Regions from separate parts of the Homo sapiens genome. Here region 1 is linked to region 2. A link is an interaction called in ENCODE POLR2A ChIA-PET data of the cell type or tissue named here. Cell type or tissue: MCF 10A. All regions are shown on one strand. Each heading gives the region's core, and the rest is flanking DNA. Links, peaks and the distances in the headings are about the cores only. Region 1 has its middle 5.7 kb from the start of BACE1. Region 2 overlaps BUD13 (BUD13 spliceosome associated protein).

Region 1 (9,916 bases), core at 1,224-3,723, 550 kb after region 2:
CTCTATATTAACTGGTAAGAGCTTAAAGCCTTGAACCAAAAGCGTTAGAGTTCTAATAGCTTAAAGGAGAAAAGCCGGTATGGTTTTAACAATATATTGTTTATCAAATGTGGAAAGCCATTGATAAAATTCAGCAGTTACTCTGATTTAATTTTTTTAAAAAATGAAAGGGAATCTTCATTTTTCTTTTGAAAAGGAGACTTGCTCTGTCACCCAGGCTGGAGTGCAGTGGCATGGTCTCAAGTCTGCAACCTCCGCCTCCCGGGTTCAAGCAGTTCTCATGCCTCAGCCTCTGAGTAGCTGGGATTACAAGCATGCGCCACCATACCCAGCTAATTTTTGTATTTTTAGTAGAGATGGGATTTCACCATGTTGGCCAGGCTGGTCTCGAACTCCTGGCCTCAAGTGATCCGCCCACGTCGGCCTCCCAAAATGCTGGGATTATAGGCATGGACCACTGTACCCAGCCAGGAAACTTTTTAAACAAGATAACGACAACAACAACAAATGTAGTAATAACAGGCTACGTTACTCCCATTAAAGGCAGGCTTTGGAAAGGAAAGATCATTATCTCTACTCTTTTTTTTTTTTTTTTTGAGAAGGCGTCTCGCTTTGTCGCCCAGGCTGGAGTGCAGTGGTGGGATCTCAGCTCACTGCAAGCTCTGCCTCCCGGGTTCAGGCTATTCTCCTGCCTCAGCCTCCCGAATAGCTGGGACTACAGGCGCCTGCAACCACGCCCCGCTAATTTTTTGTATTTTTAGTAGAGACGGGGTTTCACCGTGTTAGCCAAGATGGTCTCGATCTCCTGACCTCGTGATCCTCCCGCCTCGGCCTCCCAAAGTGCTGGGATTACAGGCGTGAGCCACCGCGCCCGGCCGATCATTATCTCTACTCTTATCCTACACGGTTCAGACCGGTCTGATTGACTCAAAAGACAAGAAAATGGAAAAAGTGTTATATATGTTGGAAAGCAAAGGAATCATTAGTTGCAGATTATATGATATGGATAGAAAACCCTAATCAATAAGATGATTAGACACAAGTTAAAAAAATCGAAATCAAAATAGAGAAATGTATCTATGGGAATTGTAGATATGATAGAGATGGCATTCGTATTAGAGGAAAATGGACGCATTATTCAAAAACTGTTGTTGGGACGTCTGGCAGCCCATTTGGAAGGAAAAAAAACCAAATCCAATTTCATTCCTCTGAAAATAAACTCCAGATAGATTAAAGAATTTAACATTAAAATAAAACTACAGGAAAAATAGAATATTTTCATGATCTTATATTGAAGAAGACCTCCCTAACAAACCCTAGAAGGTAAACAAACCCAAAAACTGGATGGATTTGATGACTTAAATATTTAAAACTTCTGTAGAATCAGAAGTATTCCAATACCACCAGTGTTCTAATTCTGGTTCAATTAGTAACTGGGAGAGCCCACTCTGGTTACTTACTTTTTGAGTCCTTTTTTTTTTTTTTGAAACAGTCTCACTTTATCACCCAGGCTGGAGTGCAGTGGCTTCATCTCAGCTCACTGCAACCTCCTCCTCCTGGGTTCAAGCGATTCTTGTGCCTCAGCCTCCTGAGTAGCTGGGATTACAAGCGCACACCACCATGCCTGGCTAATTTTTTTTTTTTTTGAGACGGAGTCTCCCTCTGTCACCCAGGCTGGAATGCAGTGGCATGATCTCAGCTCACTGAAACCTCTGCCTCCTCAAGCGATTCTCCTGCCTCAGCCTCCCAAGTAGCTGGGACTACGGGCACGCGCCAGCACGCCCAGCTAATTTTTGTATTTTTAGTGGAGACGGGAATTCACCATGTTAGCCAGGCTGGTCTCTAACTCCTTACCTCAAGTTATCTGCCTGCCTCAGCCTCCCAAAGTGATGAGATTACAGGCGTGAGCCAACTTGCCTGGCCCCTTTTTGAGACTTGATTTTATCATTTGTAAAATGGAGATAATGATATTAATAGTTCAAACCTCAAAAGGTAAGAATTCGATGAGACAATCCATGTAAAGCATTTAGAATGGTGTCCAGCATATTGTAAGTGCTCAATAAAGGTCAGCTATTAGGATTATTACTGTTGCAACTACTGAGAAAACTGACATTTACAAAGTTAAAAGATCAGTCACAGATTAAGAAACAACATTTATCACACAATAGAGACAAAGGGCTAATGTTTATAATGTGCAAAGAGCTTCTACAAATCAATATAAATCCCAAACAACCTGATAGAAAAATGAACAAAGGGTAAGGGGAAAGAGTGAGGAAAAACAACAACAAAACACAAAAAAGAAAAGAAAAAGAAAAATGAACAAAGAATGTGAACAGTTAATTCACAGAGGAAATTCAAATGGATGATAAACATAAAAAACCTTGAAAAAAGCTTAACTTCGTTAATAGTTGAAAGAACACAAAGTAAAACAGTAGATTCTTTGTTCCTTTTTCTTTCTTTCGTCTCCTCTCAGATTGGTAACATTTGGTATTGGTGAAGGTATTGTTTGGACTGTAAATTATTCCATTTTTGGAGAGTAATTTGCAATGCCTATTAATATGTTAAAAATGCAAACTCTTTGGGCAATGGCATTTCTAGGACCCTTTCCAACAAAAACAACAATATTTCAGCAGTGTGTACTATGGCAAAACCTTGGATTCAAAACAAATGAAGCTGGGTGTGATAGTTCACGCCTGTAATCCAAGCCACTTGGGAGTCTGAGGTGGGAGGATCGCTTGTGGCCAGGAGTTCAAGACCAGCCTGGAGACAGAGCAAGACCCCATCTCTTTAAGCAAAACCAAAAATAATCATCAAGCCTGTAATCCTAGCACTTTGGGAGGCCGAGGTGGGTGGATCACCTGAGGTCAGGAGTTTGAGACCAGCCTGGCCAACATGGTGAAATCCTGTCTCTACTAAAAATACAAAAAAATTAGCCAGGCATGGTGGTGGGTGCCCATAATCACAGCTACTTGGGAGGCTGAGGCAGGAGAATCGCTTGAACCCGGGAGGTGGAGGTTGCAGTGAGCCGAGATTGCACCACTGCACTCCAGCCTGGGTGACAGAGCAAGACTGTCTCAAAAAAAAAAATTTAGCTAGGTGTGATGGCACATGCCTGTAATCCCAGCTACTTGGGAGGTTGAGGCAGGAGAATCGCTTGAACCTGGGAGATAGAGGTTGCAGTGAGCCGAGATTGCGCCACTGCCCTCCAGTCGGGTGACAGTGAGAATCGGTCTCAAAAAAAAAAAAAAAATTAAATAGGGAACAAGACATTTGTTCAATGAAATCCTAAGTAACCATTAAAAACAATGGGATAGCTTCTTATAAACTGGCCTTCCAGGCTGGAGTGCAGTGGCACAGTCTTGGCTCACTAAAACCTCCACCTCCCAGGTTCAAGCAATTCTCTGCCTCAGCCTCCTGAGTAGCTGGGATTACAGGCGTGTGCCACCATGTCTGGCTAATTTTTGTATTTTTAGTAGAGATGGGGTTTTGCCATGTTGGCCAGCCTGGCTAATTTTTGTGTTTTTAGTAGAGATGGGGTTTCACCACGTTGGGCAATTCTCTGCCTCAGCCTCCTGAGTAGCTGGGATTACAGGCGTGTGCCACCATGTCTGGCTAATTTTTGTATTTTTAGTAGAGATGGGGTTTTGCCATGTTGGCCAGCCTGGCTAATTTTTGTGTTTTTAGTAGAGATGGGGTTTCACCACGTTGGCCAGACTGGTCTCGAACTCCTGACCTCGTGATCCACCTGCCTCGGCCTCCCAAAGTGCTGGGATTACAGGTGTGAGCCACCGCGCCCGGCCTGTTTATGACAAGTTAAAGAAAGCATGTCAGGGGCCTGACGTGGTGGCTCACACCTGGAATCCCAGCACTTTGGGAGGCCAAGGCGCGTGAATCAGGAGTTCAGGGCCAACCTGGCCAAGATGGTGAAACCCTGTCTCTACTAAAAATACAAAAATTAGCTGGGCGTGGTGGCGGATGCCTGGAATCCCAGTTACTCGGGAGGCTGAGGCAGAGAATTGTTTGAACCCGGGAGGCGGAGGTTGCAGTGAGCCAAGATCATGCCAATGCACTGTAGCCTGGGTGACAGAGTGAGACTACGTATCAAAAAAAAAAAAAAAGCACATGTTAGAACAATAACATTATGATCTCATTTCTGTAAAAATTAAAAAGAATGGGCTGTGCATATATGCATAAATATGTAGGTATATACATTTACATCTGCATAAGCATAAAAAAATATGGAAGATAGCACCCACAGTGTCAACAGTGGTTTCCTTTGAAGTGTAGGGTTTAATTTCTTCCTTAGTTTGCTCATTCATTCATTCAGTAAATGTACACTGAGTGCCTACTACACGCTAAGCACTATTTTAGGCACTGAGGATACAATGATATGTAAAATCCCTGTCCTCATGGAGCTTACACTCTAATGCAGGAAGACAGACAGTAAAGAAATAAAATTATAGTATCTTGGATGGTGATATGTGCTATAGAGAAAAATAAAATAGAGAAAGGAGATGGGAGGGCGGTTTGCAGTTTCAAATAAAGTGGATTGAAAGTGTAGAGGGAACATTTTATATCTTTGTATCCTTAAATAATTGGTAGGATTATCAAGTGTTTTCCTTTCTTATCATGTGAGTAGTTTTCTGTATAGCCCAAATAAACAGTATAAAAAAGAGAATAAAAAGTTATTTTTTTCCCAGAATTAAAATGCTTGTTTATTTATTTGTATTTAGAGATGGGGTCTTGCTCTGTCACTCAGGCTGCAGTGCAGTGGCATGATCATGGCTCACTACAGCCTTGACCTCCTGTGCTCAAGTGACCCTTCCACATCAGCCTCTGTAGATGAGACTACAGGTACACACCATCAAGCCTGGTTAAATTTTTGGGTTTTTTTTTAAGAGATTGGGTCTCACTATATTGCCCAGGCTGGTCTTGAACTCCAGGCCTCAAAGGATCTTCCTGCCCCGGCCTCTCAAAGTGTTGGGATTACAGATGTGAGCCATTGCTCTCGGCTGTTACTGTTTTTTGATTAACATTTAATTGTACATGTTTATGGAGTACAATTTGATATTTTGATACATATATATGTTGCATAATGATCACATCAGGATATTTAGCATGACCACCACTTTATTTATTTATTTATTTTTGAGGTGGAGTCTCGCTCTGTTGCCCAGGTTGGAGTACAGTGGCGTGATCTTGGCTCACTACAACCTCCACCTCCCAGGTTCAAGGGATTCTCCGGCCTCAGCCTCCTGAGTAGCTGGGACTACAGGCGTGTACCACCATGCCCGGCTAATTTTTTGTATTTTTAGTAGAGATGGGGTTTCACCATGTTAGCCAGGATGGTCTCGATCTCCTGACCTCATGATCCGCCCGCCTCGACCTCCCAAATGCTGGATTTATAGGCGTGAGCCACCGCGCCCGGCCCACATTATGCATTTATAATTTCTTTGTGGTAAGGACATTCAAAAGTCTCTCTTCTAGCTATTTTGAAATATACCGTATCAGTGTTACTGTTAACCATTGTCACCCTACTGTGCAATAGGATACCAGAATTTATTCCTCCTTTTCCTTTTTCTTTTTTTTTGAGACAGAGTTTTACTCTTGTTGCCCAAGCTGGAGTGCATGGCACGATCTTGGCTCACTGAAACCTCTGCCTCCCGGGTGCAAGTGATTCTCCTGCTTCAGCCTCCCAAGTAGCTGAGATTATAGGCATGTGTCACCACGCCTGGCATATTTTGTGTTTATATATATATATGTATATAGATAGATTTTTTTTTTTTTTTTTTTTTTTTTTGGAGATGGAGTCTTTTCTGTCACCCAGGCTGGAGTGCAGTGGCGTGATCTCGGCTCACTGCAACCTGCACCTCCCAGGTTCAAGCAATTCTCCTGCTTCAGCCTCCTAAGTAGCTGGGACTACAGGCTCACGCCACCATGCCCAGCTAATTATTTGTATTTTAGTAGAGACGGGGTTTCACTGTGTTGCCCAGGCTGGTCTCGAACTCCTGAGCTCAGGCAATCTGCCTACCTCAGCCTCCCGAAGTGCTAGGATTACAGGTGTGAGCCACCGCATCTGGCCTAATTTTGTATTTTTAGTAGAGACGGGGTTTCTCCACGTTGGCCAGGCTGGTCTTGAACTCCTGACCTCAAGTGATCCACTCACCTCCACCTCCCAAAGTGCTGGGATTACAGGTATGAGCCACCGTGCCCAGCCTATTCCTTCTAATAGTAACTTTATACTCATTGACCAACCTTTTCCCATCTTCTGCTCTCTTTTCCTCAATCTGGTAACCACTGTTCTACTCTCTATGAGATCAACTTTTTTTTTTTTTAATTCCACATGACTGAGATCATGCGGTATTTGTCTTTCTGTGCCTAGCTTATTTCACTTAACACCATGTCCTCCAGGTTCATTCATGTTGTTGCAAATGGTAGGATTCCATTTTTTTTTATGGCTGAATGTTATATCATTGTGTATATATACCACATTTTCTTTTTCCATTCATCTGTTGTTGGACAGCTGGGTTCATTGCATATCTTGGGTAATGTAAATAATGCTGCAGTTAACATGGGGGTGCTGAAATCTTTTTAACATACTAATTTCATTTCCTTTGGATATATACTGAGTAGTGGGATTGCTGGATTGTGTGGTAGTTCTATTTTTAATTTTTTGAGGAACCACCATACAGTTTCCATGGTGATTGTACTAATTTACAGTCCCACCAACATTTTAAGTATTCCCTCTTCTCCATATCCTCACCAGCTTTTGTTTTCCTTTGTCTGTTTTATTGTAGCCATTTTAACTGGAATAAGGTGGTATCTCATTGTGGTTTTGGTTTGCATTTCCCTCATGGTTAGTAACGTTGAACATTTTTTCACGTACCTGTTGGCCATTTGTATATCTTCTTTTGAGAAATGTCTTTTAAGGCAGTTTGCCCATTTTAAAAATCCGGTTATTTGGTTTTTTTTCTCTTGTTTTGGCTGTTGAGTTGTAAGAAAAAGTTCTAATAGTGGTTTCTGACCTAGGAGTAGGGAAAAAATTTGTCATCAATTCTTTCCCATCTTTGAAATATGACCCCTAAATGTTCATCCTTACTGTAGAAGACAACCTATGAGTGAAGTCCTCTCTCTCTTCTTCACTCATTGGGTATATTACTGGTATATCATTTAGTGTGTCAGGATGGGCACAGTGGCTCATGCTTGTAATCCCAGCATTTTGGGAGGCCAAGGCAGGCAGATCACCTGAGGTCAGGAGTTCAAGACCAGCCTGGCCAACATGATGAAAGCCCATTTCTACTAAAACTACAAAACATAGCCCGGTGTGGTGGCACATGCTTGTAGTCCCAGCTACTTGGGAGGCTGGGGCAGGAGAATCGCTTGAACCCAGGAGGCAGAGATTGCAGTGAGCTGAGATTGCACCACTGCACTCCAGCCTGGGCAACAAACTCCCTCTCAAAAAAAAAAAAAAAAATTTGTGTGTCATTTTTGTTATTTTCCCCCCAAAGTCTTACTTTTTAAATTATGTTTGCCTTGGGGGCATTTTATAAATTGGCTTGCATTTCTGAGTACAAACCTATGGGGAAACCTGATAAAATGCAAATTGTTGATTTGTGTGAAGGTAATCCTGTTAATCCCACAGTATCTCTTATTTTATTAGCTCTTCCCATGAGAGAGCAAGGAACCCATGCTAAGGCACAAGAGTTAAGCATTTGGATGGCAATTAAAATCAACAGGGCTGGGCGTGGTGGCTCATGCCTGTAATCCCAGCACTTTGGAAGGCCGAGGTGGGTGGATCACCTGAGGTCAGGATTTCAAGACCAGCCTGGCCAACATGGTGAAACCCTGTCTCTACTAAAAATACAAAAATTAGCCTGGCATGGTGGTGACAGAGTAAGACTGTATCTCAAAAAGCAAACAAACAAACAAACAAAAAACCAGATTGATTGCAAAGATTGCAAATTCTTAGATATAGGGACCAAGTCTACAAATGGTTTTTTGAATCCCTGTTTTGTGCAGGTTTGTGGTAGATGAGCTGGTGAGCCCAGAATTCCTTCCCAGTCTGGTCCCTTTGGCCCCTCAGTGAGACCTTTATTTATTTATTTATTTATTTATTTTTGAGACAGAGTCTCACTTTGTCACCCAGGCTGGAGTGCGGTGGCGTGATCTTGGCTCACTGCAACCCCTGCCTCTCGGGTTCAAGCGATTCTCCTGCCTCAGCCTCCCAAGTAGCTGGGACTACAGGTGTGTGCCACCACGCCCAGTGAATTTTTGTGTTTGTAGTAGAGACAGGGTTTTGCCATGTTGGCCAGGCTGGTCTTGAGCTCCTCATCTCAGGTGATCCACCTGCCTCACCCTCCCGAAGTGCTGGGATTACAGGTGTGAGCCACCACAGCCTGGCCTACTTTTTTCTTTTTTTGAGACAGAGCTTCGCTCTTGTCAAACAGGGTGGAGTGCAATGGCGAGATCTCGGCTCACTGCAACCTCCACCTCCTGGGTTCAAGCGATTCTCCTGCCTCGGCCTCCCGAGTAGCTGGGATTACAGGTGCCTGCCACCACAACCAGCTAACTTTTGTATTTTTAGTGGAGATGGGGTTTCACCATGTTAGCCAGGCTGGTCTCAAACTCCTGACCTCAGGCGATCTGCCTGCCTCGGCCTCCCAAAATGCTGGGATTACAGGTGTGAGCCACTGTGACCGGCCAAGACTTTTAAAGAAGATGGAGAGGAAAGGGGACGATGATTTGTCATTTACAGTAAGAATAAAGGAAGTATAGGCATAACTGCTGCAGAAGGATTTAAATTTAAACATGATGACGTCAATCTAAATAACAGAGAGGGAAACTCCAAAAGAAAATGATATTTATTTAGAAGTAGCATTGCAATAGGTATACACATGCCATAGAGGCTGGGCAAGTAGGACCTTTTTTTTTTTTTTTTTTTTTTGAGACGGAGTGTCGCTCTTGTTGCCCAGGCTGGAGTGCAATGTCGAGACCTTGGCTTACCACAGACTCCGCCTCCTGGGTTCAAGCGATTCTCCTCTCTCAGCCTCCCGAGTAGCTGGGATTACAGGCATGCACCACCATGCCTGGCTAATTTTGTATTTTTTAGTAGAGATGGGGTTTCTCCATGTTGATCAGGTTGGTCTTTAACTCCTGACCTCAGGTGATCCACCTGCCTTGGCCTCCCAAAGTTCTGGGATTCCAGGCATGAGCCACTGTGCCTGGCTCAAGTAGGAATTTTTATTTTATTTATTTTTTTAGACGGAGTCTTGCTCTGTCACCCAGGCTGGACTGGAGTGCAGTGGCTTGATCTGGGCTCATTGCAACCTCCACCTCCCGGGTTTAAGTGCCTCAGCCTCCTGCCTCAGCCTCCTGAGCAGCTGGGACTACAGGCGTGTGCCACCATGCCCAGCTAATTTTTGTATTTTTAGTAGAGACGGGGTTTCATCATATTGGCCAGGCTGGTCTCGAACTCCTGACCTTAGGTGATCCACCCGCCTTGGCCTCCCAAAGTGCTGGGATTACAGGTGTGAGCCACTGTGCCTGGCAAAGTGCTAGGATTACAGATATGAGCCACCAGGCCCGGTCGATAGTTTTTGTTATCAGGTATTCATGCGTGAGAACCCTCTCTTCATGGTCTTCCCTGGCTCCATTTGTCAGGGTTTTAAAACAAATGACTCTATTTTGATTTTGATAATTTTCACAAGGAATATGCTCTGTATATTCCAACAATCTGAGTTTCTCATCCTGGAATCAGCCTCTGAGTGGCACTGGGACTATCCTGAGTCAGCTACATCTCTAGAACCTATCAGGAGCGGCTCTATGAGCTTGGCCTCATCATTTTCCTCCTCAACTAGCAGCATCTGTATTTGTCTGTTTCTCAGTTTTCCTATTGATGTAATGGCCAGAACTTTCT
Region 2 (6,531 bases), core at 3,838-6,337:
TAGTTTTACTAGTACCGTATCTGCCTTCCTATAACTTCTTTGAATTCATTCTAGTTCTGACCTGTGATGTAAGTCCACATGACAAACTTTCAAGATTGCTGGCATAATAAATCCTAGTTACAGAGTAGCAACTATGTGCAAGGTACTGTGTTTTGTGGTTTACTCATATAATCTAACTCGATTCTCACAATAATCCTGTAAAGAAAGGCTCCACACTACTGAATAGCAAACTGATTCGGAGAAGTTCAGTAACTTTCTCAATGTCACAAGCTAACAAGTGGCAGAACTGGAATTTAAATCCAGGTCATAATAGCCCTCTACTTCTCCCAAAATCCTACCATCATTCTTCATATAACCCAGTTTTGAGATCTCTCACTGAGCGTTAAAAGCACAGGTTTCGGGCAAGATGAATTAAGATCTAAACCCCAGCTCGGCCACTTAGCATTTGTGTAACCTTTGGTAAATTATTCTAAGCCTCAATTTCCTCATTTGTAAAAGTGGGATTCAAAGGATTGCTATAAGGATTGAATGAGATAATTCACGTAAGCTTAGCCATGCTTGGTACATGATAAATGCCCAATAAATGACACCTATTAATTATTCCTGTGCTGCCACTGCTATCGTAATCATCATAATCGTTTTACCATTATTACTGGTGGTGGTGGTGATCTTGCAGTTACAAAAATGAATTCAGTAATCAAGATCTGTTTTAACCAATGCAGAGAGCAGTGGCACTAAAGCCTCCTTTGTTTAGGTTTTTGGGCCATCATAAAAGCAAGACAATATTATAAAAGAAAATGGCCAGGTGCGGTGGCTCATTCCTGTAATCCTAGCACTTTGGGAGGCTGAGGCGGGTGGATTGCTTGAGCCCAGGAGTTCATGACCAGCCTAGGCAACACGGTGAAACCCCGTCTCTACCAAAAACACAAAAATTAGCTGGGCATGGTGGCAGGCGCCTGTAATCCCAGCTATTTGGGAGGCTGAGGCAGGAGGTTCACTTGAACCTGGGAGGCAGAGGCTGCAGTGAGCCAAGATTGAGCCACTGCACTCCAGCGTTGGTGACAGTGTGAGAATATGTCTCAAAAAAAAAAAATAATAAAAACAATTATGAACTAAGTGAAAAGGCAAATGATAAAATACACCCACAACATAAGCCTAATGAACATATAAAAAATGATTCATTTCACTAGTGTTCAAAGAAACTGGGCCAGGCACGGTGGCTCACGTCTGTAATCCCAGCACTTTGGGAGGCCGAGGCAGGCAGATCATGAAGTTAGGAGATCAAGATCATCCTGGCTAACACAGTGAAACTTCATCTCTACTAAAAATACAAAAAATTAGCCAGGCATGGTGGCAGGTGCCTGTAGTCCCAGCTACTCGGGAGGCTGAGGCAGGAGAATGGCGTGAACCCGGGAGGCGGAGCTTGCAGTGATCCGAGATCACGCCACTGCACTCCAGCCTGGGCAACAGAGTGAGACTCCACCAAAAAAAAAAAAAAAAAAAAAAGAAACTGGATACCATTACTCACTTGCTAAATCAGCATAGGTTTGCTATTGGTTTTGTTTTGTTAATAATCCTTCAATATTGGTGGGGCATGTGGCTAACACCTGTAATCCCAACACTTTAGGAGGCCTAGGCAGGAGGATCACTTGAGCCCAGGAGGTCAAGACCAGACTGGGCAACACAGAGACCTCATCTCTACAAAAAATACCCAAAATTAGCCAGGCATGGAGGTGCGCACCTGTGGTACCAGCTACGTGCAGGACTAAGGTAGGAGGATTGCTTGCACCTGGAAGGTAGAGGCTACAATGGGGCATGATCACACCACTGTATTTCAGCCTGGGCAACAGAGCAAGACCCTGTCTCAAAAATAATAATAATAATAATAATAATAATAATAATAATAATAATAGTGCTCTAATATTGACGACGTAGGCAAACTGGCATTCTCATCACCTCTAGTGGGAGTGTAAATTGGTAGCACCTTTTGGAAAGCAACATGGGAATATAACTAAAGCGAACCATACCCTTTGATCCACTCATTTCATTTTATGGGAATAAAGAAATAAACTGATTTCTACAAATGATTTATGTACAACGATGTATGATATTTTATAAGTGGAAACAATCCATGTATCCAGTAACAGAACAGATAAAATATATATATTGAACTACTACATAACCGTTAAAAATCATACACTCAAAGAATATTTTAAGGTCTTACCAGAGTATCCACAACATATTATTTAGCAGAGGAGTAGACTCCAAAACCCTATGTACAATATGATCCCAATTATGTTCAAAAAAATAAAATACAAGCGTGTATAATCTCTAAAGAGAAAAACCTGAAGAGATATGCATCCAAGTATTAGCAGTTATCTTTGGATGGTAACATGCAAGTGTTTATTCTTTTAAAAACTTTAAACTTTTTTTAATTCCCAAATATTCTGTAATAAATATGCATTGCTTTTATAAAATTAAAAAAAAACAACAAACATTGTTAATATTTACTTCTTCTGACCAAAACTAAATTGGCTCCCTAAGATCACTATTTCCCTTCTAATTACTAGCAAGCCCTCTTTTAAATAATCTATTTTAGAATTTTGCTGGGAATTGGCCAGGTGCAGTGGCTCACACATGTAATCCCAGCCCTTCAGGAGGCCGAGGTGGGCGGATCACGAGGTCAGGAGATCAAGACCAACCTGGCTAACATGATGAAACCCTGTCTCTACTAAAAATACAAAAAAAAACACAAAAAATTAGCCGGGCGTGTTGGTGGGCCCCTGTAGTCCCAGCTACTCAGGAGGCTGAGGCAGGAGAATGGTGTGAACCCAGGAGGCAGAGCTTGCAGTGAGCCGAGATCATACCACTACACTCAAGCCTGGGCAACACGGTGAGACTCCGTCTCAAAAAAAAAAAAAAAAAAAGAATTTTGCTGGGAATTAATATTAAATACTCACTGGAATCCATCTTTACCAACTTTAGTGGAATTCAGCCTATCTACAGCTCTCCTTTCCACTTTGTTTCTCAGAAATTCTCAGCAATGGTTTCATGAACCACTGGGAGGTCATTTGCCTATGATTTTGTCCACCTGGCTCTTACTTACCCTTCAAAACTCAGTATTTACATCTTTCAGGATATCTCCCAACAGAATACAAAGTATGCTACCTCCCCGGGCTCTAATGGTACTTGGTACGTATGTGAAACATCCCCAACATTTACCATACTGTTGAAATTTATCTGAAATTCAGTTTTTCATTCTAGGGTATAATCTCTAAAATACAGCTATGTTCTATTAATCTACATATCTCCAGTACTTAGGCAAGAATATACAATTTGAAAGCTTAGTTAAAGCACTGAAAAAAGGAGCAAATAAAAAGTTCCCTATAACTGAACCTCAGCATTGTTTTTAAGAAAGATTCCAACAAAATGAACCACAGCTAAGTCTCATCATTACTCTAACACTGATGTCGAGAAGTCCTCTCTCTGTGATCCATCTCATTTCTAGGCTGATGGACCCTCCATAAAGAGACAAGTTGGTGTATAGGCATCAGCAAAGAAAACTATTTTAAACAGCTCTTTGGAAACTGTCACCTCTTTTCTGTTCTCAACTAACCCCCCTACAAATCTACCCTAAGCTGGAAAAATAAATTTGAGAAGCTTGGCCTGGCACAATGGCTCACGCCTGTAATCCCAGCACTTTGGGAGGCCAAGGTGGGTGGATCACCTGAGGTCATGAGTTCAAGACCAGCCTGGCCAACATGGTGAAACCCCATTTCTACAAAAATTAAAAAAAAAAAATTAGCCAGGCATGATGGCGGGTGCCTGTAATCCCAGCTACTCAGGAGGCTGAGGCAGGAGAATCATCTGAACCCGGGAGGCGGAGGTTGCAGTGAGCCAAGATCATGCCATTGCACTCCAGCTTGGGTGACAGAGCGAGACTCCGTCTCAAAAAAAAAAAAAAAAAGGAAATTGAGAAGCTTGCTTCATTTCAAAATCCTGACAGCCCCAAAGATACATACCACAGGCAAATCTCCATCATCTTCCTCTTCCTCCTTTTCTAGTTTGGTTGTGGAGATAGCTGTCCAGCTCACATCATCATCCACAATCCGCATTCTAAATGAGAATAAGAAGATCAAAAAGAGTCATTCTAGGATACCAGCATAAAAACATTTATCTATTGGTTTTAAAATAAAGTTCAAAATCCTACAGGATCCTGCATGGTCCAGTCTTTGTCTACAAGGTCAACTTCATCTCCTACTGCTACTTCCTTGGTTGAACACCTCCCTGGTCATCCTTTGGTGCTTAGAAAGGAGCCAAGTTCCTATCACATCAGTTTTCACATATGCAGTTCCTTCCCTCTGCCTGATCTACTCTTTTCAATCTTTTTCTTTTTTTTTTTTTTTGAGACGGAGTCTCGCTCTGTTGCCCAGGCTGGAGTGCAGTGGCACGATCTCAGCTCACTGCAAGCTCTGCCTCCCGGGTTCACACCATTCTCCTGCCTCAGCCTCCTGAGTAGCTGGGACTACAGGCGACCACTGCCACGCCTGGCTAATTTTTTGTATTTTTAGTAGAGACGGGGTTTCACCGTGTTAGTCAGGATGGTCTCGATCTCCTGACCTCGTGATCCGCCCGCCTTGGCCTCCCAAAGTGCTGGGATTATAGGCGTGAGCCACCGCGCCCGGCCCTAGTCTTTTTCTTTTTTGAGACAGGGTCTCACACTGCTGCCCAGGCTGGAGTGCAGGGACACCATCATGGCTCCCTGCAGCCTTGACTTCCCGGGGTTAAGTTATTCTCCCTACTCAGTCTCCCAAGTAGCTGGGACTACAGGCATGTGCCACTGTGCCTGACTACTTTTTTGTATTTTTTGTAGAAACAGGGTTTCACCATGTTGCCCAGACTGGTCTCAAACTCCTAGATGCAAGCAATCCACCCGCCTTGGCCTCCCAAAGTGCTAGGAAACTCTTTCTCATTCCAGGAAACTCTTCCTCATTCTTCAGGTCCTAACACAAATTTAACTTCCTTTGGCAAACTTTTCTTGACTGCTTCACCCAATTCCCTCACCATCCCACACTCACTCAAGACTAAGAACCCTTGTTAAAAACTCTTGGAATACTTTCATTGCATTTATCATAAAGAAAATATATCGATTAGTTGTGTAATTAGTTGCTTAAAGCCTGTATTCCCATTAATCTATAAGCTCCACAAGAACAGGGACTATGTTTTTTTTGTTCACAGAGGCATCCTCAACACCCTACAGTAACTGGAATACGAAATATTCAATAAATGTTTGTTACGTGGATAAACTATATAGCTGAGCCCAAATAATAACAATGACTGCCATGATGTGAAGTTATTCAAAAAGCCAGGGTCACTTAATGCAATCCCTCTAATCACAACCACCACTTAATAAAACCATTATTATTATTATTCTCATTTTAAAGATAAGGAAACTGCAGCTCAGTGAGATGAAACACCTTGCCCAAGGGTACACAGCCTATAAAGTGGCACAGCTAGGATTCGAACTCTGACCAGTGCTGCTCCAACACTCAAGCTACTTTCATCACATGGCACTGCCTCCAAAGGATCCACACAAGTCAGCGAGGCAGAAAGACGAAGACAATAATAAGGCAAGCACCAAACCAGAAAAGAACTTGGACTAGTTCTTTAGAACAATGTGACTTCACTGGGTATCTCAGTGCCTTAGGGTTACTGTAACAAAGTACCACAAATTGCGTGGCATAAAACAACAGAAACTCTCTCGCAGTTCTGGAAGCTAGCAATCTGAAATCCAGGTGTCTGCAAGGCCATCCTCCCTGGAAAGTCTCTAGCAGAGAATCTTTCCTTGCCTCTCCCAGCTTCTGGTAGCCCCAAGCATACCTTGGCTTTTGGCAACATAAATCCAATCCAATCTCAGCCTTCATCTAGACATGGTCGTTTTTCCTTTGTTGCTGTGTCTGTATCCATACTTCCCTCTTTTTAAAAGGCAAACAGTCATCTTGGATTTGGCACCCACCTTAATCAAGTATGACCTCATCTTAACTGATTACATCTCCAAAGACCCTATTTCTAAATGTCACATTCTGTGGTTCTGGGTGGAAAACGATTTGGTAGGGCCCACTACACTGGGCCACAAAGTTGTCCCATATGAAAATAATACCCACTTCATGGTAGTGTGGTGAGGCTTAAATAAACTTATATATGTTTAAATTTCTTATAATGGTGCCTGGCAAGAAAAGTATAACTATATAAATGTTAGCTTCTCACGTTAGGACTATTACTAAGAGTAACAGGAGGTGATCAAAGGTCTCTGATTCAGAACCAAGTCCTTGGGATCTGGGAATCCCCACAGGCAGGTACCGGGCCCTAAAGATCCAAGCACAGAGGCTTTGAATCCGCTCCATTATTCTCGAGGCACAATATTCATTCTCTATGGGAGAGGACGGAAGTCTACCAAGGCGGGAAAAGAGTAATCAAAGTTACACCCCGGCTTTAACGCACTGACGCTACTGCTCAGAGGCTCGAGATGTA

What was found. ChIA-PET counts read pairs that join two places held together with the same protein. Peaks named below come from ENCODE experiments on the same cell type or tissue, not always from the same donor. Only the 100,000 strongest peaks of a DNase experiment are listed, where the experiment ranks them.
Region 1: POLR2A ChIA-PET joins it to region 2 with 5 read pairs; 7 of 35 experiments call an interaction of 5 or more read pairs at or near these places.

Annotation. Positions count from the first base shown.
Region 1 is chr11:117,316,984-117,326,899 of GRCh38, forward strand. It overlaps a transcript of CEP164 not described here. Among named protein-coding and RNA genes, the nearest start is that of BACE1, 5.7 kb to the left of the region's middle. In MCF 10A, for the core only: no CTCF peak of the experiment used is centred there; a DNase peak (open chromatin) is centred at 2,648.
Region 2 is chr11:116,766,107-116,772,637 of GRCh38, forward strand. It overlaps BUD13 (BUD13 spliceosome associated protein), which reads right to left. Exons shown (of 10, transcript NM_032725.4): 2 at 4,023-4,116. Among named protein-coding and RNA genes, the nearest start is that of BUD13, 3.6 kb to the right of the region's middle. In MCF 10A, for the core only: no CTCF peak of the experiment used is centred there; no DNase peak of the experiment used is centred there.